4 separate regions of the Homo sapiens genome follow, and all the other regions are linked to region 2. The links are chromatin loops, found by intact Hi-C in ENCODE. Cell type or tissue: CD4-positive, alpha-beta T cell. All regions are shown on one strand. Links, peaks and the distances in the headings refer to the core of each region. The heading gives the core; the rest is flanking DNA. Region 1 overlaps SALL3 (spalt like transcription factor 3). Region 2 overlaps ATP9B (ATPase phospholipid transporting 9B (putative)). Region 3 has its middle 100 kb from the start of LINC01896. Region 4 has its middle 93 kb from the start of LINC01029.

What was found. A loop is a pair of places that touch in the nucleus more often than their neighbours do. Peaks named below come from ENCODE experiments on the same cell type or tissue, not always from the same donor. Only the 100,000 strongest peaks of a DNase experiment are listed, where the experiment ranks them.
Region 1: it touches region 2 in a loop (7-fold over the local background); 32 of 110 quality-filtered maps call a loop at or near these places.
Region 3: a loop joins it to region 2, with 11 times the contacts of the local background. A loop is called at or near these places in 36 of 110 quality-filtered maps.
Region 4: it touches region 2 in a loop (10-fold over the local background); 16 of 110 quality-filtered maps call a loop at or near these places.

What each region holds. Positions count from the first base shown.
Region 1 is chr18:78,981,031-78,988,925 of GRCh38, forward strand. The region is part of intron 1 of SALL3 (spalt like transcription factor 3); the gene reads left to right. Among named protein-coding and RNA genes, the nearest start is that of SALL3, 5.2 kb to the left of the region's middle. RefSeq lists enhancers at 205-1,034, 2,380-3,138, 3,833-4,347. In CD4-positive, alpha-beta T cell, for the core only: no CTCF peak of the experiment used is centred there; a DNase peak (open chromatin) is centred at 4,131; H3K27me3 peaks cover 1,860 bases.
Region 2 is chr18:79,243,138-79,251,032 of GRCh38, forward strand. The region is part of intron 11 of ATP9B (ATPase phospholipid transporting 9B (putative)); the gene reads left to right. Among named protein-coding and RNA genes, the nearest start is that of NFATC1, 150 kb to the right of the region's middle. RefSeq lists enhancers at 2,183-3,382, 6,872-7,658 and a silencer at 3,444-3,653. In CD4-positive, alpha-beta T cell, for the core only: CTCF peaks have their summits at 3,574 (motif pointing left) and 3,774; DNase peaks (open chromatin) are centred at 2,564, 2,647, 3,286 and 3,584; H3K4me3 peaks cover 592 bases; H3K27ac peaks cover 1,153 bases.
Region 3 is chr18:78,872,223-78,880,117 of GRCh38, forward strand. No RefSeq gene overlaps it. Among named protein-coding and RNA genes, the nearest start is that of LINC01896, 100 kb to the right of the region's middle. In CD4-positive, alpha-beta T cell, for the core only: a CTCF peak has its summit at 3,470 (motif pointing right); no DNase peak of the experiment used is centred there; H3K27me3 peaks cover 214 bases.
Region 4 is chr18:77,896,365-77,904,259 of GRCh38, forward strand. No RefSeq gene overlaps it. Among named protein-coding and RNA genes, the nearest start is that of LINC01029, 93 kb to the right of the region's middle. RefSeq lists enhancers at 1,291-1,801, 3,651-4,167 and a silencer at 3,906-4,025. In CD4-positive, alpha-beta T cell, for the core only: a CTCF peak has its summit at 3,783; a DNase peak (open chromatin) is centred at 3,867; H3K4me3 peaks cover 837 bases.

The DNA.
Region 1 (7,895 bases), core at 1,897-6,896, 260 kb before region 2:
CGCGGGCCTTTTCTCTCCCGTCTTTTTGGATCCGCCGAGGCCGGGCGCTGGAGACCTCGGCTTTGCAGTCATTTCGCTGGTAGGAGCGTCCTCTTCGAAACATCCAAGAGCAAAGGGCAGGCGCCGCGAAAGTTAAGAGACTGGCAAAGGGCTGGACTTCCCAGAGTGGCGCCTTAGCCCCGCAAAGTTTGGGGCGCCCCCACCCCCTTCGTCGAGTCAAAACCTCGGCCGGCGGCGCCCGGGCTTCGGCGCGCCCCGCGGGGCCCCCAGGGCGCCAGGAAAGAGGGCCGAGGAGGGGCGACCCCACGACCCCGAGCCCGCAGCACAGCTCGCAGTAAAATAATTTGCTCCTTAAAAAAACAGGCAGGCCAACTTTTATGATTGACCTGTTATAAGTTGTTGGAGGCAGATGGTGATCTTTTTACTCTGAGAATGAGACTGTCTGCGAAAAGGAAACGGGGCGGAAGAGTTTCCCACACAGTGGAGTAAAGTTTGACAAAGCGGGTAGACACCCATGTCGGATGAGAACGAGAGAGCATGCTTATGACGCGGCTGGAGAATTAATGAATTAAATAAAATTAGTGAGCTCGCTGGGGTCTTTTTGTTGCGGTGGAGGTAAGGGAGTCTTATCTGTGTAGCCAAGTCAGCCAAGATGAGAACAGGCGATATGCTAAAAAGAAACGCTTGCATATGGTGGGTAGATTAAGGACAAAGAATCTTTTTGTCATGGAAATGGATTTTTTTTTGTTTTGTTTACTTCATCACATAGAATTTCTCACACTTGGTTTGTTTTGTATCGCCCTCAATGACTACATGATCAAATGAATGGATTTATTTCTGCCGAATGAGAAAGACAGTCTTTCCTTCAAAAGAACTACATTGCGTCCCAGTGAGGAATTTTAAAGCTTTATTATTGTGGCTCCTGAATGGCTTAAAATCGGCTTTCACAGCCGCCCCAAAATGCAACAATGTAAATACTTCTCAGCTTTGTAGGGTCGGTATCAAAATGTGCGATGTCTCCTTTTATTAAAGCATATTTTAATTAATAGAGTAAACCCCCTGGTATTTAACAATTAACAAGCTGAGGCACTGCTATTCATTTTTAATTTCACTTCAGAAATGTGAGCATGCTGAACTTAATAGTGTAAACGTGTGGAGGGCTATATCGCCTATATTTGAAAGCCTAAGATGGGATAAATTATTCACAAGTTCTACTTTGAATCCCTCTTGTTGCTGCTCGAATTTATTTAGAGATGCAAAATATTCAGGTTTTTTACCCGTGGTAGAATTGAAGTTCTTGTCAAGCCTGTGTTTTTCACAGCATCCAGAATTGTAATCCAGACGTTGCCACAGTTCCTGGTCATGTTTTGCAAGAGGCCCAAAATACCCTGTGTGGGGCCGAGTCTTGGTCGAGCAGCTCACATGCTTGTTTGAGAGAGTTTAGGCAAACTATTTTTTTTAAGTTCTTTCTCATTTAATTATATTCGAAGCAGCTTGTTCAAGGAGCATAACAGACACTCTGTTCCGTGTTAAGTCAAGGAATGCCCCATTTGTGTATTACTCGGTCGCACTCAGCATCGTTCCTAAGATAACTAAGTAAAAATTATAAAAAGGTAAATGGGTGTGGAAACCAAATTACTCCAACCTGAGTCAGATCTCCTCAAAATTTTAATTTTGTTAAATGCAATGGAAATAAACAGACCGTGCCGGAAGTTGCAAGTGAGCTCAGTTAGTTTAGTGTTTTAGAAACGAGGTAAATAATTCCTTTGTATCACTCGGGGAGTGACATATTAATTAAAGCAGCAGGTCCATCTACATGCAGTAAAATGGAAAGCTACTGATAATGTCCTGCAGAACAAATATTCTATGCAAAAATGTTTAGTATAATGGGGGACAGAGATGCACTCACATTAATTTACAGCACAAAGCCTGTATCTCTTAAAAAAGAATTATGATTTATTTTTGAAGCAATGAAAAGATTCTATACAAAAATAACTGGTGCTACCCAAACCTTACCACTACAGGAATGAAACATGACGTGTCTAGAATGAGAAAAAGTAAGGATAATTTATGTAAAGTTCTAAAGTCATGCTTTTGTTAAAAAAAAAAATTAAGTCATTGAGACATTCCTAACAGAAATTGCTTTTTAAAATTACTTACTTGCAAATGATCTCATTCCTATTTTAGAAGAAAGGCGCTGCAGCTTTAGGATCCAGTGAACTTTGCGCCACTAGTAATCCTGTGAGCCAGCTGAATATTTTTGTTCTAAGAAAAATTAATTAAAACTTCCAATGACAGTTATATGCCCACTAAGAACTTTAAAAGATACAATACTGCTATTCTTTATTGTATAAAATATAATTTAAGAAAGATGTATTTTGTTGTTGTTAGAAAATATGTATTTAAGAAGGAACAAAAGGGTATTATAATTTAAAACCATTTACCATCCTGTATTTTGTTTGTTAGCACTAATTGCTTCAAAGTGTGTTTTTTTTTCTGCCAACTTAGAAGTATATGGCTGTCTTAAAAATCCTTTTAAATGTGTTGAGCATGTGATTTAAGAATTTACCAGTGGTTTTCACAGACTGTGTTTGAATTAAGGGAAAGAAGCTCGGCCACCAGTGCTTGGCGCAGGATCTTTTTCTTTTATCTGTATATGCATGGTTTGCCCTCAGTGCTCCCCCAGCACACTACACACATTTACAATTCAGCATACCAAAAGGAACAATGCAGGAGCTACTTTCTAACATTCACAGGCAGATTGCTTTCTCTGAAACATGAAAGGTAAAAAGTAAGTAACCGGGTTGGGTGAGGGGAGAGGAAAAGAAGACTTTGCCAACATTTCTTTTAAAAACAACATTAAAAAACTTAACCTATTTAAAAGTGCACGTTTCTGTGATCAACAAAAAAGCATACCAATTAATTCCCAGCTTGCAGAGAGAGAGAGCTGATTATGTAACAGTTCTCGAATTTTATGTGCAGTACGTTTTCAACTTCCATGGCATATGCATTATCCAATATTTTTAGATCTGTTGTTCAAAGCCAGAAAAAGGTATGGAGTAACAGCAGGAATTACTTAGCAAGCTGATTCTTTTTTGTATACAAGATGATGGTAAAAGTGGGTCAAATTTCATTTCCAACTGCAATCTCTAAGAAGCTGTACCATTCATTTCCAGGTAGCCCTAAGAATATTTTCTTTTGGGGGGAATTCAGCAAAAGCACAACCAGGGTTTCTATTCTGTGTGCTGACCATTAGTTGGAATTTAGCATTCTTAAAAGTATTGGCACCAGCTTTTATTTAAGTACAATAAAAATCTTTTTCACTTCTAATGAGGATATGCACCATCTTTCAGTGCTGCAAGATAGTTTCAAGAAGCATAACTTTTAAATATAACAGGAAGGATTTTTTGTTTTTATTAGTTTTATTTTCCTACATGATTTGTTCAGTAGTTGCCAGAATAAGACCAACATGTTTTAGTCTTGGAAGGACAGGTTTGTAATTACAGCATACCTTAATTATTACACATTTCATACACAATGAAACAAACTGTATGTAAAAATTGAGCAATTTAATGTTCCAAGTAAACTTTTATTTAAAAAAAAAAACCTGTCTAGGGTTATTTCTCATGTAATTTCGACACATTTATGATTTAAAATGCAGCTAACTGATTTCTAAGCAAACCAGGCCAGTCACATGCCAGAAAGTATAAAATATTAATTGTAATAAAATAATGGAATGGTTTCTATGTTAGAGATGAAGATTGATTTGTTTCTTAATTAAAGGGAGGCGTTCTCCAGACTGAGACGGTGTCCACCAAGGGGATCCGATAATGCCAGTGTGGTGTCTAAATATTTTCCTCTGTGGGCCTGTCTTTTTCAATCACCTTCAGATTAGTTCTGCTTACTATCTAAAATCCCTACCCCCTTCGCATTCTCTGCGAGCATTAGCAGCCAGCTCGGCGCAGAAAGCCTTTTTGTCTGATGTCTGAAAAGGTGGGGTTGCAGAGTGCTGGCCAGCTTCCGACCGTCTCTCCCTGAAGGTGGGTAGTTAGAAGTGCTTTGACAAGCCTTGCTGATTTAACCTTTGCCTGCTTTGCCCTGCCAGGGGTGGCCACTAGATGTCAAGCTCATAATACAATTAGTGCATCTGTGCTGTTGACCTTGGCAACAGGGCTCACCACTGTTCTGTTAAGTGTTAACACTGAATCTGAGTGTTAACTAGAGATCCCGCGAGCTTGCGCCGTGCTGCACGGCTTCTCAGACGCCATCTAGTTCAGCACAAGTGTTTATAGTTCTTAAAGAAGAAGAGAAAACGGCTTTCTTTTGTGTCGTTATTGCATCTTGAACTGTTTAATTAACCCTGCAGGTGCCGCGGCACTTTGTCGTGATTCGTCGGCGTTACTGGTCTTTTCGAGAGTGACCTTCACCGCACTGTTTGGTAATTCTGTTGTAGGATCTGTATACGTGCAGAGTCACTGGCTTCAACGACCCAGGGCAGTGGCTTTTCCAGGATGATTTTTTGCATATGTGCAAACTTTGCCTGTAGAAATGAAAGTGCCATGAAGTGCTGACAAATGATGGAAATGATTCCATCGCCTGATCCCGAGTGTGAGCGGGCTGATGGTCACAGCTGATGGTAGCCTTGCTTCTGGACGCAGCGTGGCTCATGTGCCCCTCTAGAGCTATTTACATGTAGGCATTTATATGTCTAAGTGGTTTTGCGTATTTATTTCTATGCATAGTGGATTTGAAAAATGGACAGTGTTTGGGTGCTTTCAAGTAGGCATGTCATGAAATAGCACGTTTAATTTCATGTGTCGGATCAGTGAGACCACAGCCTTTGAATGTAAACCATCTGCATCTTCACCAAAAGTGATTTAGCAAAACCTTGTTTTCACCCCCTCATCAAATTTCGATTGAAATTGTTTGCATCAGCTGACATATTTCAGGTCTGCGTATTTTTCATTAGGCATAGATAGTGATACACACGCGTTCCTTATAAGTGTGATGACAGCATAACATCTAAATGAAAGAACTATTGTGCAACCTTGAAGTGTAACAAACGTCTTATTATTTGAAGCAGCGTCGAGGGCAGATAGTTAAAGCAAATGCGAGTGCTGTCCAGCTCCCATCTGCATGTACCCATAAAGGCAACCGTGTCTCCTCCCGGGTGCTTCACTGCACAGGTTAAAAACTGCAAATGTTTTAAGCAGAAGACAGTTGGTGACTGTGCCACAGGTGGTCGTGACTTAACAAATTTGAGGTGTGGGCCATGGCGTCGACGCGCGGGAGTGTGTGGTCAGAGCCGCGTTGAGCATGGCAAGAGTGCCCTCCACTGTTCAGCGCTGTGCGTACACACTCTGAGGTCTCGGGAAAAGGACAGAAAATTTTTCTATTGCGTCTGGAATTTCTTCTACATTGTTAAACACAGTAGGGGTCTCTATTTGTCTCCTCCTGTTTCACAGCTTGGGCTCAGTATGTGATAATTCATCTTTCTTTATGGGATTCAAAGCTATCATAAGGAGTTAAAAAGAATTAATTTGCAAGAAAATAAGTGTCTCCTAACAATTTAGGAAAACTGGAAAAAAATGCTTTCTGGATTTTTAAGAGATGGAAAGGCAAAGGAAAAAGTCCGTCTTCCTTTCCTGAAGATCCACGTGGCATTTTAAAGTTACTCATTGAAGTGGATAAGTTAACAACCCTTTCCCTGCACTAAACAAATTCTGCTTCTCTTGTTCATTGTAATGAGTAAAAAACATGCAGCAAAAGTGTATTGAAGGTGAGCTTTTGAGATTGATAAAGGAAATTACAGAACACCTATATTAATACTACTTTGTAATTGGTTAGCTTACTTAAAAACCACTGTACTTGAAATGCCAAGAACTGTAGCTTGAAATTTTTGAAGAAAGCATCGTCTTAAATATTATATAGGTATACACAGCATATCTTAAGTTATATATTTCATACACAAAATTTATGTAAAAATTGAGCATTTTAATATTATTCTAAGTAAACTTATTTTTAAAAAAAAAACCTGTTTTAGGTTTTTTCTCATGTAATTTCTCATGTAAAACCAAATCAGAGGATTAGTTTGCTTGGAAATCACATAGCTGTATTTTACACACACATATTACAATGATGTTTTTCACTTGTGGCTTTAAAAAGATCATCCAGGCTAAAAATTCTGCCTGTCATTCTGATAGAAGATAGATAGATTCTATAACAGACCAGGGATTAAAGCTGAGCGAAGACCAAAAACAGACAGTCTGAGGGGTTCCTTTCACACCAAGAGTCACTCCTAAGAATAGGAACATTTTTGTTAAACATTCTGTGTATATTTTATTAGTTAGAAGGGGAAAATACATATTTTTTTTAACTATCGTCTTTGAAGCTATGCTTTTGTTAGAGGTTTTCTCTGAAAGGCCTGTGGGACCTTCCTCCCCTCTTCTGTACAACTGAGAAACACAGACAGGAAGGAATGTGCACATGGTAATAGAGGCCCTGAAAATCTAGGTGTAAACAGCAGATATTGGGATCACTGTAAATTAAATGGAAAAAAAAACTATATTTTTATCCTGTGTAGTGCAGATGGCCAACATGGCACCATGGGTGTGATACTTAATTTGAGATCAGCTAAGGCGGGTTGTGGCAGAGCAGGTCCTGAGGCCACCTTCACGTTCACATAGAAGCAAATGGGTTGGTACTTCCTAAAAGTAGCCCTGGCCAGATACTCTCATTCACCAAGAAGGGAAGAGTGTTCGCTAAGTTCTGTTAGTTGGTGAACTGGTTGGCATTTTTCTTAACTTGTTCTAATAAAATCCCATTCCTGCCCATCCCCTGCCTGTTTACAGTTTCACGTCTCTTAGCTGTTGAATAGTGTGCAAAAAATAAGTTCCTTTGACATTAATGATAATGTTTGCAATGCTTGCTTTTTAATTCGCCCCTTAAACAAAGAGAGGAAGAAAATGAAAATTGCATTGGAAATAAATTTCTCAAACTTGTCACTGTTGTACTGTTGTTACAGTGCCTCGCTGACATGGTTTTGCCTTGACATAAAAAGTTTAGGCCATATTAATTAATGTAATAACTTCTATTTTTGGAACATGCATACAGGCCAGTTCAAAATACAAGTTTAATTTAAAAAGGTGGTTAAATACATTTGAATCTGACATAATACTGGCTTTAAATGATGGCAGGATTAAAGGGCTTTAGAAGTTTATATGATAAAATTGTGGACTAAATGCAGATTTTTCCCATATGGGTTTGCTTGTTATAGACAGCACTTAAACGTAAGTAAATAATGTCAGATTGGCACATAAACACTGTAATATATGCATTTAATCATCATCATGAGAAGGGCCATGGAAGCAGTTTATAAGAACTTATTCTTCAGAATGCATCAGAAGCCAGCACTCCTCAGTCTGCAAGCCAGCAAAATGTCTTTCTAGTTCTCAGGAAACTCTGTCCTTAGTAAAATATGTTCACTTTGGTTATTTCCTACAACCAGTTCAGTCAAGTGCTTACTATTGTTTAATAACATTCTTGAAGTATGCAGACAGAATTTCAATTCCATATGTGATTGTTTCAATTCCACACGTGAGTGTTTTTACCTGTATTTCTTTTATTCGGGGCTATGTTGTGAAATTCGTTCTTATCTACAACTTTTATGGAATGCTAATCACATTCAAATGTTGATAGTGAGACACAGTCACAGCTGGGGCACGCGAGAACAATTGAGGTGATCACATTGATATTTTATACACACCTCAATAGAAAATATAGATGATGATCCTGATTTGCCTGAAATAATCTGAGTTGTATTGAAATTTTTTTCCTTCATTAATAATAACCTTTAAGGTCTGTTTTAGTCAAAAGCCAAATTTATTACGGAGCTT
Region 2 (7,895 bases), core at 917-5,916:
TTACCTATTATTAGCTTCTGGTTAATAGCTAGTTAAGCAGATGTGTGGGCGGAACAGAAAATGTACAGAACCTAGTGACTTTGTTCACGATGATAGTAATTCTGAGGTGTTTCAGACATTGGTCAGCATTTTATATATCCTCATGTTTTTAATATAATTATAAATAGGTGAATATGCATTTAATTGCAAGGGGAATGAAATAGAATACTGATTGTAGTTCTGATCAGCAAATATTTTAGTCATACGTCTTGTCAAGACAGCTAATGGCTCTTGATTTAAAAATAGTGTTGAGTAGTTTTACATAGTGGTAGGTGCCAGATATCTGGAGAATGGGATGGAGATCTTCCAGTGGCTTATAAATCCCCACATATTTACACAATAAGCCAAGAAACACAGAAGGAGAGTGTGACATGTTACTTGACAGTGACAGCCTTGTGTCCTTGACTAGGTCCTGTAACATCTCTTCTGTGCTGATTCTGATACACCTGTATGTAGGTTATCAAGGTGGTGGAAACATGCTGAAGTCAGCTGGACCACAGTTGAGCACTTAAGCATTAAGGAATTTTCCTGATCATTGTCATTTTGTGGTGGTTTCTAAGATACTGTTAGAAGAACAATTAGCAACTTCAAATGCTATGTTTAGTGTTTCAAGTAGCCTTAATGAAACCAGACTTTCTGGAATCTCACATAAAAATGTTTTTCACTGATACTGTTTAGTAAATTCCCTTGCACAAACCATTAAATATGTTATACTTGTTGGCATGCCAAAGCAAGAATTCGGATGCCAACATTTTGAAATTAATTACTGAAGAAATTTCTCACTTTACTGTAGAAACTAATCTGTATCATTACCTCTTAATAAAGATAATCTAAGTTGGAAATTAAAGTTTTAATTATAAAATTAGTGATCTTGTTTACTAATAATCATTTAACCATTCTCTTTTCTAAAATTTTATAAGAGAAATAAGCAGGTGGAAAGTAGTCTCCCCACTACCCCCCCTCCGCCCCCTCTATTCTCCGCAGTTTCTTTAAAAACACAGTTTTCATGGCCATGTTCCAGGCAGGCTCCATGGAAGGAGGGCTAGGCTGGTGCCTGTCTGCTGGGCCACCCCCCTGCCCTCCTGTGCACCTACATTTGCAAGGACTCACTTTGCTTGTGGAAAGGAATGGTCCCATCTATTTTTCTCTTCTGAATCACAGCCTTTTCCCACCATCTATGGCCCAACATTTCCAAGGTACTTACTGGAATAATTTCTTCAATATCTCACATTCTGAACACTAGAAACGCATCAACTAATTTTTTTTTTAAGCTCCTTGAAAAGAGTTCAAAGCTCTTTGAAGGAAAGACAGACCTTGTGCTTGGGAATTTCGGAATACTGTGACATTAGAAGCCCTGACCACATATTTAGTAACTTTCTTCATGAGTTTTTAATAGAATCTGATGACATTTTAGTACTACACAAGATTTTTTGTTCAGCAACATATTTTGTAAATTATACTGTAATGAATATTTAAAAGTATATTTTAAGAGTGTTTCTACCCTACCCTGAGATATTTAAAATAAAGACTTGCTACATTCAGGGTAAAATAAAAAGGCAGATACCTCCCAGAAGAAAGATTTGTAAGGAGCATAGTCTCTTCAGTGTGTACTATTAGAAACAGACTGAGAAAATGAAAGGAGATGCGTGCTCTGTATTTTAAATCATTTTAAAGAAAGCCATGGTCTTCCCTTTCTTACCATGTCTCTTAAAGTTTTATGACTCCTAGTAAGAGACTTTCTTTTACAATATCAGTACCACTTAGAGTTATTATTAGAATAGAATCTATTTTTTATATGCTTTGGGGCAAGAAGTATTTGAGTGTGTGCCTTGTAAAGAAGCATGAAGCAGTCAGAACTCCTGGGCTCCTAGGGACCCTGAGGTCCAGTGACCTCCCACCCCCCACTGTCAGGATCTGCTCTTCTTGGAGTTCCTGCAGAGCTTGCTGGCTTGTTTGTAAAATACAATGAGAGCTTTATAACCCCCCTAAAGTCCTGGGTATTGTGTGTTTAGATAGTAAGGGTTAGAGAATAGGTTCATGCTCTTTGTAAAATACTTGTTAAAATAAATATAAAATTACCCAAATAAACTGTGTATTAGACTGAAAACCAAATGCCACTTCTATGAATGATGTTGCATGTTGAGGTTTCTGGTGTTAGTGGGTAGCTTACGTTATTGAAGGAATTATTTTAAATTGGTGGCTGGTCTTGGCAAAACCATTTAAAATTGATGCCTTCCTACATTAAGACAAAAAAAACAGTAAATCTGTTCAGGATCTTGAAATCATTAAGGAAGCTGTTGTTACAATGTTATCAACTTAGTTTTTAGCTCTGAAACTTCGAAAAGCCTTAGGAGGGCACCACCCTACTGACTGAGGAGGGCACCGCCCTACTGACTGTGCGGAGGGCACCGCCCTAATGACTGTGCGGAGGGTACCACCCTACTGACTGGGGAGGGTACCGCCCTACTGACTGAGGAGGGTACCGCCCTAGTGACTGTGCGGAGGGCACCGCCCTACTGACTGTGCGGAGGGTACCGCCCTACTGACTGTGTGGAGGACACCGCCCTGCTGACTGAGGAGGGCACCGCCCTACTGACTGAGGAGGGCACCACCCTACTGACTGAGGAGGGTACCACCCTACTGACTGAGGAGGGCACCACCCTACTGACTGCGGAGGGCACCGCCCTACTGTCTGTGCGGAGGGCACCGCTCTACTGACTGAGGAGGGCACCGCCCTACTGACTGTGCGGAGGGCACCACCCTACTGACTGCGCGGAGGGCACCACCCTACTGACTGCGGAGGGCACCGCCCTACTGTCTGTGCGGAGGGCACCGCCCTACTGACTGAGGAGGGCACCGCCCTACTGACTGTGCGGAGGGCACCACCCTACTGACTGAGGAGGGCACCACCCTGACTGTGTGGAGGGCACCACCCTACTGACTGCGGAGGGCACCGCCCTACTGTCTGTGCGGAGGGCACCGCCCTACTGACTGAGGAGGGCACCGCCCTACTGACTGTGCGGAGGGCACCACCCTACTGACTGAGGAGGGCACCACCCTGACTGTGTGGAGGGCACCACCCTACTGACTGCGGAGGGCACCGCCCTACTGTCTGTGCGGAGGGCACCGCCCTACTGACTGAGGAGGGCACCGCCCTACTGACTGTGCGGAGGGCACCGCCCTACTGACTGAGGAGGGCACCGCCCTACTGACTGTGAGGAGGACACCGCCCTACTGACTGTGCACAGCATTTCCGAGGTCCTGTCTTGAAATTAGGGCATCTTACGAGATGCCAGATTTTTATTCAGGGCCCCCTTCCTACCCCCCATAATCCAGGATGTTCAAGTATGTAGATTCTGGCCAGCATTCTGCGTGACAAAACATAAATTTAGGGTAACGCTTTTTGTCAGAAATAAATAAATGAGTGAGTGTATGTGATGTGCTGGACTGGTTGGGTTAGAAATGGCTGGCGCTTTCCAGAGAGCGGGACTGCAGGGATCAGGACGCGCGCCGGCCTCGCGCTCCCCCTGCTGGCCGCGCCCCGCGCTCCCCGCGCTCCCTGGCTTCCCCTCCCAGCCGCCTATGGGAGGTGTGAGTACGACTCTGAGACAGATGACTCTGAGACAGACGTGAGCACCGCAGCGGTGATCGGCAGTGTAGTGACTCCTACACTTCAGCCTCCTCCTCCTCCTGATTTTCAGTTAAACAATGTGGTGATTGTAAAATAAGATTAGGAATGATGTACATTAGAAAATGGATAGGCTTATCTTAATATTCAGTGCTGGATTTTTAACGTAATTTCTATACGTAGAGCAAAAATTAAATTTCCAGATAGTTTCTGGATCATTTTGCATGTTATCACATGCATATTTTTGTTTTAAATATGGCTTTGATGTATCACAAGTTGAGAACATTTGAAAGAATTTATAATACTAAAAATAAAAGTTTTAACTTACTACTTACCTTCCAGCCACTGTGTTGCTTTGCATGTGCTGACCTTTCATATATTGATTTACTTTGCGAAGGTTCTAATATATCAGTAAAGGCTGCCACACACTAACAGATGGAATCCAGTTGTCCTGTATGAACGTAGACAGTCAGCATGAGTTTTGTAAGGGCGAGCATGAGATGTGTATATGTGTATACATGTGTTCAGAGATGATGCTACTTTCTGACATTATGGACAATTATAAAAAATTCTGGTGAGTGGATACGTGTCCTAGGAAATGCTAGAGCCAGTATTGACATTTCTCAAGCGATCTAGGAGTCCAGCAGTTTGAGAAGATAACCTCATTCTGCACTCATGAAGCCCCCTTCAAACTTAGCAGGTAATATGCTTGCAAATTTTAGTAATAATTTTATCCTTAAAAACATGTTTATATAGGTCGGCGGACAGAGTGACAATCAATATGCATAGTCTGTAACATCAAAAGTTGGGTAGCTCCAGTTTGTGTAAACTAGGTGTGAGGGTTTACTTTGAACTCCCTTGTCTCTTAATTACGTGTCATATGTTGGTTTCAAACGTGGTTTTGCTTCCCTGTTTAGTAGCTGATTCTTGCATTAATACTTTTCTTATTTATACAAAAAATATAGTACTTTTTTATGTTAATGTTCAAGGGAAAACATTTTATATAATAACTATATAGCAAGCAAGGGAAAAAGCTTAAATTCTGAGTATAGAATAGGCAAAATGTTAAATTTCTTGGTAGGCAAACATGTAGGTTATGAAATAATTCTTTCAGAATAGACTTTAAATTGTCTATTGTGTAAATACAGGTTTTGATTTTTAAGAACTAAGGTGATAAATTGTAACATTAAGAATTGTTGTGCTGATACTTATTTAGGGAATTCTTAAAGCACAGATTATTGAGCCAACAGACTATAATGGCCAAAAGAAACCCTTCTTATTTCGCAGATCACTGAGGCGATAAACGATAATGGCTCAGCCACATCTATAGTGTGCGGTCAGCCTGCATGTACTACACACACTTAAGGCTTAGTAGTTCATATCCAAAAAAGAATAATAAACTTCAGAAGGAAAAAGACTATGTAGCATCACTTTTTAAAAACTAATACTTTTAATTTAAACTTCGTAATGGAAAAGTTGTTGCTCTAAAATTTAGTACTTAGATTTAGTGCATGAGTTTCATTTATTTGAAATGCAGAAACACAAATGAAGGTCTGAAAATTACTTATTTTTTTCTTGTCTCTTAAGATTCTACTAGCAGTGGAAAATATAGGGCTTATTTGTTTCAAAGATACTTAAAAGAATATGCTTTTTATAGGAATTTCAGTTAGGTTAATGCATAGCCCTATATCAGTTTTGTAGTCAGGGTCCAAATTCGAAATGAAGAACTGATCCACAAATAGTTCAGCTGATGAAAGACAAGCAGTGTTAACAGTTGTGTTTTTCTGTACGTAGTCAGCCATGTACAAAGCTGTTCTTCTCTGCTAGTGCAGAGTAGCATGAATGAATTGGGTGTCAGAGTCGAGGCTTTTCAAATTGTCCTATATTCACAGGGAAACTACAGGACAAACTAAAATAATTTAGTTTTCTGCAAGAGTTTAAATTGGCTATTTGAAGTTTTGCATTTTACTATTCTAAACTACTTCTTTGTAAGGGGTAAGTACGCGTGAGTTTTAAAAGATGGGTGAGAGTGTTTGGATGCCGACATCCTGTTCACCCAGGGTGACATCATCAGCAGTAAGTGTTGCACAGGCACTTTGTTGAATCATGGATAGGGCCTGAGACTTTACAGCATTCGACGTCTGCTCCAATTTGCCGTGTACATTGATTGCTTAGGAACTTAGTAGTATGATGTGAGTTTTAATTTTGAGATGGTTTGAAGTGTTGCTGTGTCATGGAGATAAGGTCTGATTCTCACTCGTCCGAGCATTCATTTAAAAAAAAAAAAAAGCCTGATCTTTTCTTGATTAAGCAGGAGAATACCGTATTTACCCTTTATTGTTGGTATAAACCATTATTTTACTGAGAACCATTAGCTATTTAAAACTTGGTACATAAATTAAAGAGGAGCTAAATGGATTTGTGATCGTTGCCATTAGTAGCATTTTAGATTATACAGGCAATTATTGTGTTCATTATCCTAGAACAGCCCCTTTGCAGAATCATTGTGGTTGTCTTAGACATTATGCACAAATTTTCCCTTGGAGATTAAAATTTGCAGTAGCATATTTAATTTTGTTATTGCAGTTGTTTCAAATAAATATTATGACAAGTAGAAGAAAATTTGCTTTACTAATATAGGAGATGACAATGAATGTTGAAAATAACTTCTAAGTGTATTTACATTACCTTTTCTTAAATAGTCGTAATTACTTCAAGTGATTAATATATTTTATGGGTGAAAAGTTTACAGTCATGGCAAAAGTTATCTGGTCTGTCCAGGTATTTAAGACATTTTTTAAAGAAGGAAGAGATCCACATCAAAACTAAAGTTACCACCTTCTTTATAGAATCTGTAACTTTATAAGTTAACTGGTTTTTATTTTAAATAGTTTATAAGAGTTCAGATTGTATTTTAGATCAGTTGAAGAAAAGCATGTTTCAGAGAAATTGAATATTAAAAGATTATTAATTGAAGTGGGTTAAAAAAATGCAAGTGTTGAAATGTGTCTTTTCTTCTGTTTTGTTAGAATTGAAAAAATAAAATAAAATAAAAGCAACCTACAAGCTTTACACTATATGCTGTAGTTTGGTTACAAGTTATATTCCAGGAACAACAGTCATAGTTCAGAAAATGCCACCTGCAAGGCACAGCCCATCCTTGAAAAGTTATATTTTATTCCACTAAATGTTTTATTGCTCTTAAGTTTAAAGGGGTTGGGAGAAGACAACATATACTTGGCTTCAAAGTGATTACATTCACTAGTCAAGCATCTGACCACATCTGTCTTCATCAATGAGAAAGGTAATAATGCTTTGATGATCTGCATATCGGTGTGCAGTGGGCGGCTTTGAATGTTTCCATCCAATACGTGGCATTTTTTGAAAGGAAACTTTGTATTCATTTCTGAATGTTTTTGTCCTGGCTTTTACAGTTCCTCACTGCTATGTTGCAGGGGAAAGTGTGAGGTGGTGGTTATGCATTTTGCAAGACAGTGATTCTTTATTTTATTACAAAAAAAGACCAACTCTGGAAGGCCAGATTAAATCATTCCTTTCACTTTTTAATGGGATTTGGATGAATAGAGTAAAATATGCACTTTGCATTCATTGATAGCATCTTTAGGTTGAGGTAATTGAGTCTTTTTTCCCTGAGTGAATGAATAATGACTTCATCTGATCCTCAGTGAGGCCTGAAACTTAGACCGCCTTTGTCACAGCAAAAGGATCTGGGCTTTGAAACATGCTCTACTTCCCTGGCTTAATTTTTCTTCATTTTAATCCAAAAACCTATTTTTCTCAATAATTCAAGCATAAACTATGTAGTAGTTGAAGTAGCGGAAATTGCACGATATTTGTCCTGGTTGTGCTGCTTTTTAAATAGAGCTGATAAATCAGCCGCTGTGGTCTTCAGCTGCCCCATTCTCAAGGGAAGGCACAGCCCATACCCGCAGCAGCGTTGGGAACTTCAGAACTGGTTGAGTACCGCTCCCTTTCCGACCATTTGTGATCTGGGGGAGCGGCGCTGTTACTGGTACTGTGGCTGACCCAGAGAAGAGAAAGCCCCATGCTGGAGCTCCGAGATGCTGCTGTGGACGTTTTACTTGGCTAGAAGGGGATCTGCTGCTGTGAATTAGAGGGCAGTGTGCTTTCTTGGGAGAATATAGAGCTGGGAATGTGCAGTCTTTGAAGAGTTTCTGTTGAAAATGAGCTGCTGTCTGTGTTGCTG
Region 3 (7,895 bases), core at 931-5,930, 370 kb before region 2:
CATTTGAGCACCGCACATATTTTCCTTCTGTCTATATTTGGTTTGACAATGTGTATTGAGAATCTCCTACATGCCAGATGATGAGGTCAAAGCAGGGAAAGATACAACCCTCTGACTTCCAACCTCGGAGCCACCTGAGTGGAGGGGGAAGATGGGCATATATTTTGTATAAACTCAAAAATGATGAATAACATTTTCAACTTTTTAAAAAAAAGTTTAAAGCAGCTGGAAATGTTTCAGATATTGCTTTACTTTTACTTTTCTCCCTACATCTTTAGTTTGGTATTTTAAAAAAGTTTTTATACCTATCCTGTTTTGTATACATGTTTTCAAAGAAAGAATTTCTTCCAAGGTTTGTGACCTTTTGATGGGAAACCTGGGGTGTGTATCTCTCCATTTGTGTGGGCAGTGCTGTAAAAGCTCCTATTTATTCAAATCTGCCTGGGAAAAATGTAAGGTCTGAAGCTACAGGCCACAGAGCAGCAACAGATGTGACATATGCCACAGGAGTCACCATTAGGAATGGGAGTTTTCTCAAAGACTTTTGCTGAAAGCAAAGGGTTGAAATAGCTATTACCTATGGCATGCAAGTGTAAGGACACAGGAATCACAGCTTAGTTCATAACGTGTTTTGGAAACGTCTAACACGTAGAACAAGATATGTACAAGGTTTATCCATCTGAGTTTATAATAAACAGGCAAATACATTTGCCAGGATATCTACTTCCATGACCAAATGGTGGTACTTCTTTCACCTAAACCATTTAGCTAAACAGTGTCACCGTCATCATTACAGACATTTGGCATATAAAAAGAAGGTCTAGACATAACAACATCATAAATTTTCTTTTTCTTTTTTTTTTTTTAATTTTTGAGACAGGGTCTCACTCTGTTGCCTAGGCTGGAGTGCAGTGGTATAATCAGGGCTCACTGCAGCCTCAACCTCCTGGGCTCAATCGATCCTCCCACCTCAGCCTTCTGAGTAGCTAGGACTGCAGACACATGCCACCACATCTGGCTAATTTTTTTATACATGTATATTTTTAGTAGAGATGGGGTTTTGCCATGTTGCCCAGGCTGATAAATTTTACTTCTTTCTTTCTTTTTTTTTTTTTTTTTTTTTTTTTTTAGTCTCCCTCTGTCACCCAGGCTGGAGAGCAATACCACAATTATAGCTCACTGCAGGCTGCAGCTTTGAACTCCTGAGATCAAGGGCTCCTCTTGCCTCAACCTCCTGAGTAGCTGGGACTACAGGCACATGCCACCATGCCCGGCTTGTTTGTTTGTTTTTTTGTTTTGTAGAGCTGGGGTTGTTGCCCAGGCTGGTCTTGATCTCCCATCCTCAAGCGATCGTCCCACTTCAGCCCCCCAAACTGCTGGGATTACAAGCATGAACCACCACTCCTGGCCAATTTCCTCTATGTGCATATTTTCCTTCCTAAGCTAAAAATTAACATCATTTTTATGTACTAAGCACTCCTAATAATGAAAGTTAAGAGGCCAGGAGTGGTGGCTTACATCTGTAATCCCAGCACTTTGTGGGGCTGAAGTGGGAGGATGGCTTGAGCCCACAAGTTTGAGGCTGCAGCGAGCTATGATGTAGCACTGCACTCCAGCCTGGGCAACAGAGCCAGACTCTGTCTCTAAAAAATAAAATAAGAAAGTCAAATAAGAAAACATTAGGTCAAGAACTAGAACATCAATAGACAGAAGCCAGTTTTCTAAACGGTCATGGACATGTTTCATGTCTGCAAAAGTTACCATATTGTATAAACATAGAAGAAATGATCATGAAATAACAAAGCTTAGACAAACGCACTCTGATTAACAGACACCATGAGCCCTGGCTGCTGAAGCGGTTGCTGTGGGCAGCCTCGTGGTTTTCCCCCTGGTTTTGCCTCACTCAAAGCATTTTTAGGGTTCCCCTTTTGTAATTGTCTTCAGAGTCAGTTAGGAAACCAGTTTAGAAAACCCAAGTCCCTTATTTTATGACTATACTTATATTTTTACCAAATTGGTTATGCAGCTCACATACTTACCCTACTCATCATACTCCATTCCAAAGAACTTGAGTCACTCACATTAAATCACTTCCATGCAGAGGCTCACACGTCTTGGCCATCAGCGAGATGCAGAAGGGTGAGCTGCAGGCCATGGAGGTGGCTCAAACACAAACTGTTCAGTATTTTCAAGCAATACCAGGTTCTTTTGACCAAATGAACAAGTAGGCTCTGGGAGTGACTTTCCTAAAGAAGGCATTATTCTGATTCATATACATTCTGTATGTGTTTCTAGTCAGACCTTCAATGCCTTCAGAAGGCCTACGTGCTAGGGAGACAAATATGCCATCCTAATTTCATTTCAAGATTTGAATTACTTTTGTTATAAATACAAAATTCTTATGATTTTATTGTTAATAATAAAAGTACTGACTGCTATGTAACAGCATTCACCAAATGCTCTGCACATATTACCTCACTTAATCCTCACAACAACCCTCTGAGACGGGGATCACTATCTTACGAAATTTTTCTTATGAAAACACTGAGAACAGAAAGATTAACAATCTTTCCCTAGGTAGCACTGCTTGGAAATTTCAGTGCCAGCCACCAGTCCTAGTGTTTTGGGTGCAAGACCTACATTCTTAATTCTCAACCACTGTGCTTAGCTGGATGTGGATGTGGACGGTGTGCCAGGTATGAGATGGCGACCAGAAACAGTGAAGGTCTCACAATCGCGGACTGGCATTTCCGTGGAGGAAGAATAAAGCAATGACAAGGCTGGCAAGGGACTACAGGGTCCTCGGTGAGTGAGGACAGCAGTGTGGGGATGTGGAGCCTGTTGGGGAGGAAGGAGAGCTGGGGCCCACCTTGACTCTGCACCAGTACGGGTGGAAAGGGACAAATCGGCTCCACAGGCCCCCAAGGCCAGGCAGCAGCTGACATGCTTGTTGAAACCCTGCCCTGTGGAGCTGCATCCCCAGGGCACTGTGTGGTGTGGCAGCTGATTCTAGACCTGGAGAGCCTGACTGCAACACCACGGCAGTTCTCCAGCTGCAGGAGGTGTGGGAGGTGGCATCACTGAGCCTCTGTGACCTTGCAGGTACAAGGACCTTCAGAACACGGCCTCCCCTACTGGGTCTTGGGAGGGCTCAACACATGGCCTTCTCTGAACAAAACTCAGCAGAAATCATGCTGAATTCCGGACTATGTTACCGGGTAGTATGGTGCAACTCTTATTCATTCAACAAACAATTGTGAAACAGGAAGAGTGCATTTGGCCCAAAAATAACCCCTAGATCAGCGCTCTCCTAACAGAAAGCCGGATGCCCAGCCTCAGCAGAAACCAGTGGGGCTTCTCAAAAGAAACACTTCAATTCAGCTCCATGGAACTCAGTTAAATCCCTTTATAACAAATCTCAGGCAGAAGCACTCTATAGAAGGAAAGGACAATCTCTCTCCTCCCAGCAGAGGGCGTGCTGATGGCAGACGGTGCTTGGAGCAGCAAAGTTAAGGAGACTGAGGCCCTTGGAGTTTGGGGTTTGGTTTGGTTTGGTTTTTAAGCTTTTTTTTTTTTTTTTTTTTTTTTTCAGATCTTAACCTGTATAAGGCTTGGGAAAGCAATAGCCAAAAAAGACAAAACTAGAGCTTTGTGTGGTGACGGCATCATGTCCGCTGACAGCGTCCAACCTCCCTTCATGGGATGCTCAGTGAAGAATGTGTAAAGTTCAAAGCAGCCCGGGGGCAGCTGCCCGCCTGGAGCGCGTCTGGACCAAGTTTGGCATCCGTGTGGCTGGGCCGGAGTGCAGAATCTCAGGGTGGCTGTGGCTTGGCCCATCCCGTTCCCCAGGCTCCAAAAGACACCACAAGGAAGAACACCAAGGTGTGGCGGCCCTACCGGTGTTTAGCGCCTGGCCACAGCCACCAAGAGTTGTGGCGGCCCTACCTGTGTTTAGTGCCTAGCCACAGCCACCAAGAGTTGTGGCAGCCCTACCTGTGTTTAGCGCCTGGCCACAGCCACCAAGGACCCCCTGCTCGCTTGAGGAAGAAAGGATTCTAAGTTATGGTGAGAAAACCTGCATTCTCAGCCCTTCCACTGAGTTAGCTGTGCGTCCTCGGCAGGTCCTTGAGCAGCTAAGAGTTACCTCCTCTACAAAACAAAACCACTCACGTGAAGCATGGCGTCCAGGCAGGGCTGCTGCGCCCTGGTGAGGACAACTGGGGTGTGCACCCGTTTCTAAGCCTCCTGCCCCTTCTCGGAGTGCCACCTCCTTCCCTGCGCTCCGTCCTGGGTCCACTTCCCAGAGGCCCCCCTATCTGCTGGACACCATGTCCTTCTCGCTCCCTGCCCTGAGCTGAGTGCACTTGAGGGCTGCCTTGCAGTTTACACATTTTAACAGGAGGCTTTTTTTTTTAATTCTAAAAAGCCTGTAAGTTCAACATAAATTAATATCTGAAGAAATTGTTTCCAGAATATGGCAGGATATAAAGTAATATTTTGGGTTCAATTTAACAAATTTTAAAGAACACTCTACACAATGCTCTAAATATTTCAAGAGATGAATAGCTTAGGGTTCTCTACCCTCAGAGAGTTTTCAATTCGGTGGAAGGCAGTTGGGTGGGGGCAGGGGGACGAGATACCACACAAATATGGGAAGCAAAGCAAGATAGAGCCACAAAAGAAGAAAAAAAAATATTTCAGGAATTCAGAGGCCAATGATTCGCATCCAATGAGTTGGGAAAAGCAGGAAGTTTCCAAAGAGGCTGACCTTTGAAATTGGCCTGAGATTGGATAAGACTTCCTAAGTGAGCCGGGGCAGGAAAGGTGGTCGGGGACCCAGGCAGATCCCACGAGCAGGGACGTGCCTGCTCCTCAGACCTCACAGCGGGCCACAGCGACTCCACCCACCTCTCCCATGGCAGGTACAGCTAAGAGATACCACTTGCTACAGTGGTTTATACTGGAGAAGACTCGCTGCAATCACAATCTGATAGGAAAATGCAGTTGGTGGAAATAAAGCAAGAAACCTCAAAAATCACAGATGAATGAAAAGTACATGAAGCAAGGTTTTGCAACAAGCTGTCTACATTCCAAGGCCCCCAGAGCATTCATTTGGAAACAGACGGGCGTCCATACGACCGGTTTTCTCAGGGAGTTTCAAAGGAAGCCCTGCTTTTGTTCGGATGTCCTACTTAATTAATGCAAAAGGGAAGATGTGCTGTGTTACCTGCAGTGAAATGCTCAGTTCTGCATTTCACAGATACCACATATCCTCAACCACGGGCAGTACACGGGAAGTTACTCACTTTGCACCTATTAAGGCTAAGTAGTACGCAATTTGCACATTTCATGGAATTGTACAAATATTTGGCATCATTATGAGCAATCTTTAAAAGTGCTCCATTAAACTCAGCTTCTAATTATGATGATCGAGGAGGAAGGCTGTGGTTTGCAGCAGGAATTGCAGAGATTGTCATGAAGGGCATCTGGTTTAGAATTCAGCTTAAATTCGGAAGACACACACTACATTTAGTAACATAGCCCGCTGAGGAACACTGATGGAAAGCCTGGGAAACCATAAACGGTGCTCGCATTTCTAGAGTGGAAAATGTTCTAAAGTTTGTTCACTGCAATTCACATTGTATTTTGTAAGGTTTCTTGGTTCTCATTCAAGGCACCAAAAACACAGCAGAGAATTTTATATTAATTGGAACATTAATAATGCATTTCTAAAGCAAATGATGTCTTTCGGATTTCAAAGGAAATTTCAGAAATGTGTGGCCAAAGTGTTCTCTGCAGCTCAGCGGGCTGAGCCCATCATCAGGGATTCATGCGAATGGATTTCTTCTGGAGATCCATTGGCACTAAATAAATTGGTGGATAAAGTAAATGCATTCACGTAAACCGGTTTGATTAGCACCTCTCGCCCTTCTAAATGAAGGAATAATATCCTGTGATTCTCTAACAGACGCTATTTCAATGGTGTCTGTTCAACATGCACAGAATCCCTTAAAGATTACAATTGTATTAAAAGCCCCAAACATTAATTATATCCGCCAGAACATTTCACAAATGGGAAGAAATCTTTAGGGCTTTCTGTTCCTCAAGTGCCATGAAACACTGGAAGTGTATTCACAACAACAGCAAAACACCAACACCGTCCCATTCCAGGCTGGTCTTGTCACCTGAGCGCGCACACCGGCCCTCAAGGCGCCAGCCTGGTCCTGCCTTCTCTGCCCCCTCACTGATGTTGGGGGGCCTCACACCATCACGACTTCTCTGAGAACACTGACCATGTTTTCTCAAATGCCCTTGCACTCACCCAAGCACAAAGAGGTGCCCAGGTCATGACCGCGGGTTAGCGCGACGGTGGCTGAGCCAAGCTTCCCTCCTCACTTCAGACCACGCAGCCGGCTGGAGCCTGTTGTGCGTCCCAGCGGCCACTCCTCCCTTTTTCCTCAGCATCATCCCTGGTGTTTAGATGGGCATATACCTTTGGAAAGATCCTACTGCTTCACTACTTCAATTCAAACCAGTTTGCTATGTTTTTCTTGAAACTTTCAGGATTGTGTTTCTGCCTAACATCAGATGAAGAGGAAGACTGCGTATATAATGAAAAAGACTACAGGCCAAAGAACATCCTGATGGAAATAAATAGGAGCATAATAACTGCAAATCCTACAACAGACCCCGAGAAAAGGTTTGAGAATATCGCAGTGGATGCACTTGGAAAAGGCAGTAAACCACATGGGAAGGCCCTGGGAAGACAAAGACTCAGCAGGAGAACAATGGGTGTCCCTGCTGCAGACGACCAACCAACGGAGCGGAAGATGACGTCCAAACATCATGTAAGAAAATGAAATGAAAAAATCTAAGGTTTTGTAGATGGAAAGAGGACATTCTGGCAAAATTAGACACACAGCAGGCAACACCAAAAATACAACTGTTATCCTTGTAACTGGGCATGACTCCACCTGTCTTCCAAAGCTGGGAACTGCAGCCCTAGAACTCCCTGCCTGCGCTGGTCCAGGCTGAGTGCGCCCATGTGCGGGACGAGGAAGGTGCAGGTGAGGCTGCCGTCCCCGAAGGGGCGTCACGCCGGCCTCATGTCGTCCTCGAAGGGGCGTCACGCTGGCCTCATGTTATCCCCGAAGGGGCATCACGCTGGCCTCATGTTATCCCCGAAGGGGCGTCACGCCGGCCTGATGTTATCCTCGAAGGGGCGTCACGCCGGCCTCATGTTATCCTCGAAGGGGCGTCACGCCGGCCTGATGTTATCCTCGAAGGGGCGTCACGCCGGCCTCATGTCATCCTCGAAGGGGCGTCACGCCGGCCTCATGTCGTCCTCGAAGGGGCGTCACGCTGGCCTCATGTTATCCTCGAAGGGGCGTCACGCTGGCCTCATGTTATCCTCGAAGGGGCGTCACGCTGGCCTCATGTTATCCTCGAAGGGGCGTCACGCTGGCCTGATGTTATCCTCGAAGGGGCGTCACGCTGGCGCAGTGCTGCAGACGTCTCCACGAGCTCCCACATCACAGTGTGGCAACCTGACCAGGGGCTCTTGGACTCTGCCAGACACTCAGGCTGAGTCAGGCAGATGCTTCCCAGCTCGGGCCACAGCTGTCTAGAGCCCTACTTCCCCCGAGCCCCTGGCTGCCCTGTAAACCCTACATCTTATTTTAAGCCCCCATCTCCCCATAATAAGCAACTGACATAACCCAGATGAATAAAGAAATTAACTTATTTAAAAGAATAATTCAGACCTACAAATTTTAAAAATCAAATCAGCTACAAGAAGAAAAACAATAGGGCTAGTCTCAGACTCTTCCACGGGCAGAAGATAGTAGAAAACATGCAGTGATGGCAAAGTTGTGAAGAAAAGAATGACACAGCCA
Region 4 (7,895 bases), core at 1,639-6,638, 1.3 Mb before region 2:
TGCAGTGAGCCGAAATCACACCACTGCACTCCAGCCTGGGCAACAGAGGGAGACTCCATCTCAAAAAAAAAAAAAGAAAAAAAGAAAAAAAAAGGGGGAAAGTGTCTTTCTCACCTTTAAGAATCTATAGGATGTTGAAGTTTTACTTTACTGCAAAAATTTTAAAAATGTGGATGTTTTTGGGGATAATTTGTTCTATAATGTTTACTATCTCAAAGCAAAAATAAAGACATTCACCTGATGCATGGCCTCACAAACTGGGACCCGTGATTGTGAGCAGGGTGAACAGGCTGAGGCCCACAAGCCAGTCTGGTTCTTCCCTGACTTTTCTAAGTGAAGTTTATCGGAGAATGGCTGCGCTCACCCACTGACATGGGGCCAGCGGCTGCTGTTGTTCTGCACAGGCGGGGTGAGTAGCTGCAGCAGAGACCACATGCCTGGCAAAGCCTGAAATATTTGAAACAGGCTGATTCCTGGCTTTGAGTGCAGATTATCAGGAAGACAGAGTTTCCACAATGCTGTCTTCTCTCAATGTGTTACCCAAGGGTAGCTCTTGGGGAAGGCTGTAGTCCAGAAATAAATGTTTCCTCAAGCACAAGAACATCAAAAATAAACTAGCTGCCAGTGATGGATCTCCCACTCAGCACCAGAGATATTACAAAGCATTTGCAAACACTCGTCGTTTTGGAGCAGGCAGGCCTGTGTTTTACATGCGAGAGTGAGGAGTGAGGCCCGGAGGTCAGGTCCTTGTCCTGGGTCTCCCGCCCACGAGCCTCAGATCTGGCTCTCATGCATTGGGCCATGACCAAACGTATTTATTCTCACATGCTTTAAGATACCAAAAAAACAAAACAAAATTATACTCCTTGATAAAATATGTATTCTAAATTTAATGAGAGGAAAATGAGGGCTTTAATTTTCTTCTTTTTGGGCAGTGTGCACACTGAGGCGGGCTTAGTCTGCTATCAAAATATGCAGCAGTGGGTTTATGTAGCTGAGAGGTCTGCTGAATTTTCACTCTTAACTAAGCATGCAAGATGAGTACCAAAATCATTACATTTATGTGTTTTTAATGGCTTGTCTGGGTTGTGTTTTGTCCACAGCTAGTGACGGAGCTGAGTGCCAGCCAAGTTTTTTAGAATTCACGCAGCTCCACTTCCACATCGTAATTTGACAAATACCGAGGGCTTCTGCCATTCCCCTGGTTATATTTCTGAGTCAATACACAGCAGTCAGCCGGCAGGGGATCTTCCCAGTCTCCTCCCATGGTAATGAGGCACCCACCTGGCCCAAGGAGCCTCCCACGCTGCAGGAGGGTGCACGTCGGGCGAAGACAGGGTGCTGCCTTTCACCTTAGAAGAGCTCTTTTGATAGACATGGTCTTCAAGGGAAGTGAAGTAAACCCCACCTCTGACAACTGTGGAGATTCTTGCGTTCCTTTGAGGGAAGCCCCCCGGCGGTGTTGCTAGACAGTACCCATTGTTTGTACCTGGCTATTATTTGTACTGAAGTTGTTAACAGAATCAACATATAGCCTGTGGTGTGGAAGTAGAGACACCCTTTGATATAGCAAAAGTTAAAACGGAATCAACCCTTAGGTTGGCAGAAGAGGGAATCCCAAACTTTCCATTTATATGAAAATGCACTTCTCCATCACAACCACCAGCCAACGGACCTCTGATCAGCTCTCTGATTTACATCTGAGTTTGTTAACCATGATGTTTTTGCTCTAAACACTTAAAATTTCAAATGCGATTTCGATGGAAATCCGAAGTTAGACAAGTTTGACTTGGTGATTTAAAACTATAAATCGCCTTATTTTTCTTTTAAAGAAGACAAGTTAAGAAAATATGAAGAATTTGGAAACACCATAGTAAATAAACTAAAATAAATATTTTGTGATTTTAGTACTGGTATACAATACAGTTTTTTACTAAACATATTTGATTTCTTTACTAGGTACACATATATTTGAAATTTCAATGTCAGTAATACAAAAACGTACTTCTAATTTTCTTAGGAAAAGACAAATTGCTGTTTTGAATATTTCACAGCTACATTGCAAAATACAAGTGACTGTAAATAAATCACATACAGGAAGACAGAGTATAGGCTATCCTGGGGGTAGGAAGAGTGTGATCTAATGTGCATTTGCTTTTCATCTACCATGAGTGGCTCCCACTCTTTGAGTTTGTCAGAAGAGCAAAGTAAACCAGGGAATGTTCTGGGATTGTGGCTGAACCACCCCAGAAATCTGGAGGGTTCTGATGAAAAGCAATCAGTGGAAAGGCAGACACCTTTTTTAAAATAATGGGGTCAATGGCTCTTATTTGTGAAAACAATTTATAGAAAGGGAACAAATGATACACAAGTTACGCAAAAAATATGTCACAGCCCATGATTGTACACATCACACCAAGATGAGCTCCCCAGGCAGAGAGCACACAGAGCCCCGTGTCCCTGACGGAAAGCCAGTGAGATCCAAAGGGCAGCTTTGGGAACAGTATTAAGCTTCGGTAGCCTGAAAAGTAATTGACAGAACTGTTATTATAGAATTAGTGGGACAAGAAATGAGTCTTCTATAGCACTATCACAAAAATATTGTTACGTATAAAAATTTATTGGTGCATGCTTAAAAATTAGTTCAACTTTCCCTCAGATTCAAAATAGTTCAGTATAAAGGAAAAAGAACTTCCAATAATTAAAAAATATATTTATGACAATCACTATAGACTAAGTGGTTTTTATTTTTCTTTACAATATTTACTATAAATGTATAAATATTTATGGTAATTGTACTCTTTGCTTATATGTGTGTGTGCAATAAGCAATAAACCTAGTGTTAAAACTTTAGTTCTGTTAACATTTTTTGAGAAATTTTTCAACAGTTAAAAAAAGAATATTCTGTTTGAAGCATCTTAATCGGTGACGACACTCAAATAGTTGTCATGGCTTTGAAATTTAAAAAATCAGTTTCAATATTTTCTTTGTTTCTTTCTTTCTTTTTCTTTCTTTCTTCTTTCTTTCATATCATTTGCGAGGTACAGAGCTTGGATATTTGGGTATTTTTATGTTGATCATGTGTTTTAAACTACTGGGGAAAACCTGTAAAACATTACTTGTTAATTTCTATGGACAGAAAAGGGCTATATATATTATATTATATTATTATATTATATTATATTATATTATATATATATATTTCAAACATGAACGGATACTTAAACCAGTAGAAATAAATGTTTAAATCAGAAGACTTTTGTTACCTGCCGTTTTGTTTTCTAAGATAGTTTTTATAGGTGCTGGGCACATTTTGATGGCTGCTTTTCATTAGCAGTCTCTAGATGCCTAATTTCCTCTTCATTTTTCCCCAAGATACTGCACAGGGCTTCTGCAAATACAATTGTTATTGGACTTAAAGGGTGATCTTTGCCTTTTCACTGGAAAACAGCCATTTGAGGTTACGTGACCCATGCAATATATTGCACCTTCAAGCGCCCCAACTCTCTCTTCGCCCTGATATTTTCAGATCCTGAAAGCATGTGTCTAGTGCGCGGTGGTCCCAGGCCACTGCTGCAGACACTGTGGCCCCATGGCCCGCGGGGAGGAAGGGGCTGCGCGGCCCACAGCCCGAGCCTCCCCTCTACCCTCTCCAGCTGAGCCCCGAGGAGGCCGCTGCTCCGTGTCCTGGACTCTGAGCAAAGCCGCGGGCCTTAGACCCTCCCCAGCCTCAGGCGAGCCCCAGTGCCGACACCTGCTAAGAGACGGTGCATTGCGGGCTAAACCCGCAGACACTGAGCGGGGACGCCACTTCCGACGGCGTAAGGCACCTAAAGTAGCCACAGAGGAAACTGGGGGTGCAGGAGCTGCAGGAGCCCCGGCGGCCTGCAGGGGCGGTGGCGCGGCGCTGGGCGCGCGGCCGCTAGATGGCAGCGCAGCCCCGGCCCGGCCCGCGGGAGGCGGCCACGCGCGGGGGACGCGGGGCGCGGCGCGCTGAGCGCGGGTGCCGAGGCTGGAGGGCGCGGCCGGGCTCCCGAGTCCTCCCTCCGCGGCATCCTTGTCTCCACCCTCAAATGTCCTGCAAGCCAGGAGCCTCCGTAGGAACCGCTGCATTTTTATTTTCCTCTAAATTTCACACAGGTGAAGCCTGTGTTTGAATCACTGAGAGGAGATTCAAATGAGGTTCCTGACGGGGTAGCTGCTCCAAAGAATACCAGTTTCCTCTGCGAGGAGAATCGCGCCCCTTGGCAGGAAGCCACAGCCCGGCCCTGGGACCCGGGTTCCAGGTGCAGACGGCGCTGGCTGGGGTGCGGGATTTCGGAGTCAGATTTTTACTGGGAGCCTGACTGCTTGTTGTTGTCTTGATCTATTTCTGAACAATGTCCAGATAAAAGACACTGTACTTAAAATAATTTGAGAAACTTGAACTATATATTGCACTATTTTTTTTTCTCTCAGAGCATAAATAGGTGTATGGTTCTCTCTCTCTATATATATATACATATGTATATACACACACATGTATAAACACATATGTATTTCTTTAAATTATGTCTATAATTTAAATATATAGTATATGAACAATATATAATATATATCTTATATATTATAAAAAATCTAACTACAAATCTTCCCACTCAAAGTCATTAAAGCATTGTATATAGATATAATTTAAAGACATTGATTGATATTTTCTTAGTAGCATTAAATATGTGCCCTTTGAAGGCTTTTTTTTTTTAATTGCCAAAATGTCATCAGTCTCATTCCAAGGTTGCAAACACTCACTGCTCATAATTGTTTGAAAAGTAGGCTGGGCGCGGTGGCTCACACCTGTAATCCCACCACTTTGGGAGGTTGAGGTGGGCAGATCACTTGAGGTCAGGAGTTCGAGAAAAGCCTGGCCAACATGGTGTGAAACACATCTCTACTGAAAATACAAAAATTAGCCAGGTGTGGGGGCGTGTGCCTGTAATCCCAATTACTTGGGAGGCTGAGCAGGAGAATCGCTTGAGCCCTGGAGGCGGAGCTTGCAGTGAGCGAGATCACGCCACTCCACTCCAGCCCAGGCAACAGAGCAAGACTCTGTCTCAAAAAACAAACAAACAAAAAAACAAACAACAACAGAAAAACGCCAATATCATTACAAATCCTCATCACATAGTAAATAAGACATGGTAAATAGTAGACTTTATACTGTGTACAATTTTAATTTATGCAAAATATAAAGTTGTCCATTACCGTGATTTTGATCCAAGGCCTTCAAACACTCTCATTATTAGTAGCGTCTGTTAGACTTCACACTGTTTTCTGCTGCATGCTGTCTAGGCCTCACAAGTGGTTTTAACGCAGGAAAACTGTTGCTAGAAGTGCTAACTGATTCTTTTAGAGCTTTGATTAGAGCAATTATATTAAATTGAAAAAGTATGCTCTCTTCAATGAGTTATTTAAAAATATAAGATAGCCTCCTTGGTCCTAATCTTCACAGGAATGAAACATGCGTGTAGAATACCTGTGAGCTGAAACATTGATCATGGGAGTGACACCCCTTGTTTCAATTCTCCACTGCTGTGCGTGTTTCATGCCCCAAGATCCTCGAAACAAAAATGATCTTACCTGGTTCTGCCTTATGTAAAGCAAAATATAAATACCTTGATGTGTACATCCAGATATGTACACCTATGGCCTATGCATTCCTCATGTCTTGTCAAGTATCTTTTTGGAATTATTTAGTTAAAATACAAAATAACACAATTCTTTCATATTTCATTTTTTCAAAAATAAATTCTTCTTCAAAAATTTTGTTCTGGAGTCGTGTTCTGAGTAATGTTATTGCTTAAAGCTTGAATAGTGCTAATTACCAAAACCAAACAGAATGCTACTAAGGTATAAATTATGAAGGATCTTTATGGCTTTTGCAAATACAGTTGTTATTGGACTTAAAGGGTGATCTTTGCCTTTTCACCGGAACACAGCCATTTGGGTTTACATAACACAAATATTTTCAACAAGCTATATGCAGTTTGTAGGCCCTGGGTCCATAGACACATTATCTGGACACCAGTTGGGGGTTTGTGTGGAATAGTGGATACACTCCTACCATGAGGCAGCCTGCAGAGCACTTTGGGCCTGCCTGGGGTCGACACCTGAGTCATTTTCTGAGGCCATGCAATTGGTGAATACAAGGACATTGAGGGTTTCAAAGACTGATTGCTTAACCTTTGCTAATGTTTCCTCCTGACCACTGTGATTCTTGCAAAGCTCCCTTCGCAAAGCTGAGCTGAGACCTGGGTGTTGGCGGAAGGTCAGTGGGACCTCTTCTGTGGGCAGCAGGAACCCTGATACTCCCTATCCTTCACAACCACCACTGTCACTCACCTCTACCTGTCAATCATTGCTGACTGATAATTGTCTCACAATGTATTAAATCCATGATTATTTATGGAAAAAACAACAAATGTTTATAGTGTCATTCACAGTAGGCTGCCTTTACAATTCAACCTGAGGCAGTCCAGTGGTCATAGCATTTGGTCTTTCCACACCTGTACCAGAGGTGGCAGCTACACAGAGATTTTCAGTGTCCTCAATTCTATCCCTCCTGCCTATGGATGATGTGAAGGTCATGAACATTCGGCTCTGGAACAGCAGAGAATAATGCTAGGCAGGGATCCTTCCAGTGGCCACAGCAGGAGCACACTCAGACAGAAACTGCTGATTTCTGGCCTTTCCAAACAGTCAGGTGCTCACACTCAGCAAATGCAATGATCATTTCTACCGAACAATAAGCTGTACTGCTGAATATTATTTTTTTCTAATGACTCATTATCCTGGAATGATGAGGAGATGAGTAGAATATAAGTGTATTAAAAACATAATTGTTTTTCTATTCAAACAGAAGCGCGCCATGCTTCTGTTTCGCATGCGGGAAAACGCCTAATGAATAGGAGAATCTTTGCACCTTTCAGTTTGCGGCAGTGCTGGCCCCTAAATGCGTCTTTAAAATCCTAATTGCTTTTAATTCCATCCGTTACCTGATGATTTCTTTGGCCGGAGCACGTGCTTTACTGTCTATCCTACTCTGCTTTTTCCAGCAGTATTGCTTCCAAGTGCCATGCAGTTACACACAGTTATTTATGACATCTTTATCAACGTAGATATGGGCATTGATATAAATAGTTTGCAAATATTGAGGGAAAAAATAGCTTAACAGTGTGTTAAACTGGGCAAATTCTATGTACCAATGATACATACACATATACATGGATATACACACATATATATATTTATATGTGTATACCATGAGTACATAGTGTGTATATACACGTATCTATACATAATACATATATAATAGTATACATACATTACCTATATATAAGTTTAAAAACCATGTATATATATAAAAGTTCAGTAATGCTCAATTTTAATTGAGTACACAAATGTTATCTATGTAAGTTATTAACACCCATAAAGTTAGAGTGAGCACACACACCTGCCTGCTTGTATTCTCCAAGCACATCACCGGGAAGCAGTAATTTCCTAGGATTACAGAGGCACCCAGGTAAGACCACCAGAGCCGCGAACAGTGGGGAGGTCCTCCATGTGCGCAGACATCTCATCGCTGGTGTTATTCTGCATAGTAGGGTTCCCAAGGACTGGCATTTCTCTCTAAACTGAATTTAAATAAACTTTATCTGGTGTTTACAAACAGGGCTACTGTTTGTAAACACCAAGCTTGTTCATTTGCTCCTGGGTATCTGATAATCCCACTGGTGCAGATGTGCATCTTTCCCCAAACTCCTACCTTACCCACAGTACCCACAGCTTTTTACCTTTGTTTATTGCATCTGCCTCTGTCCTGGTCAGCACTATGTGCCATTGTTCCAGCAGGCATTCCAGCG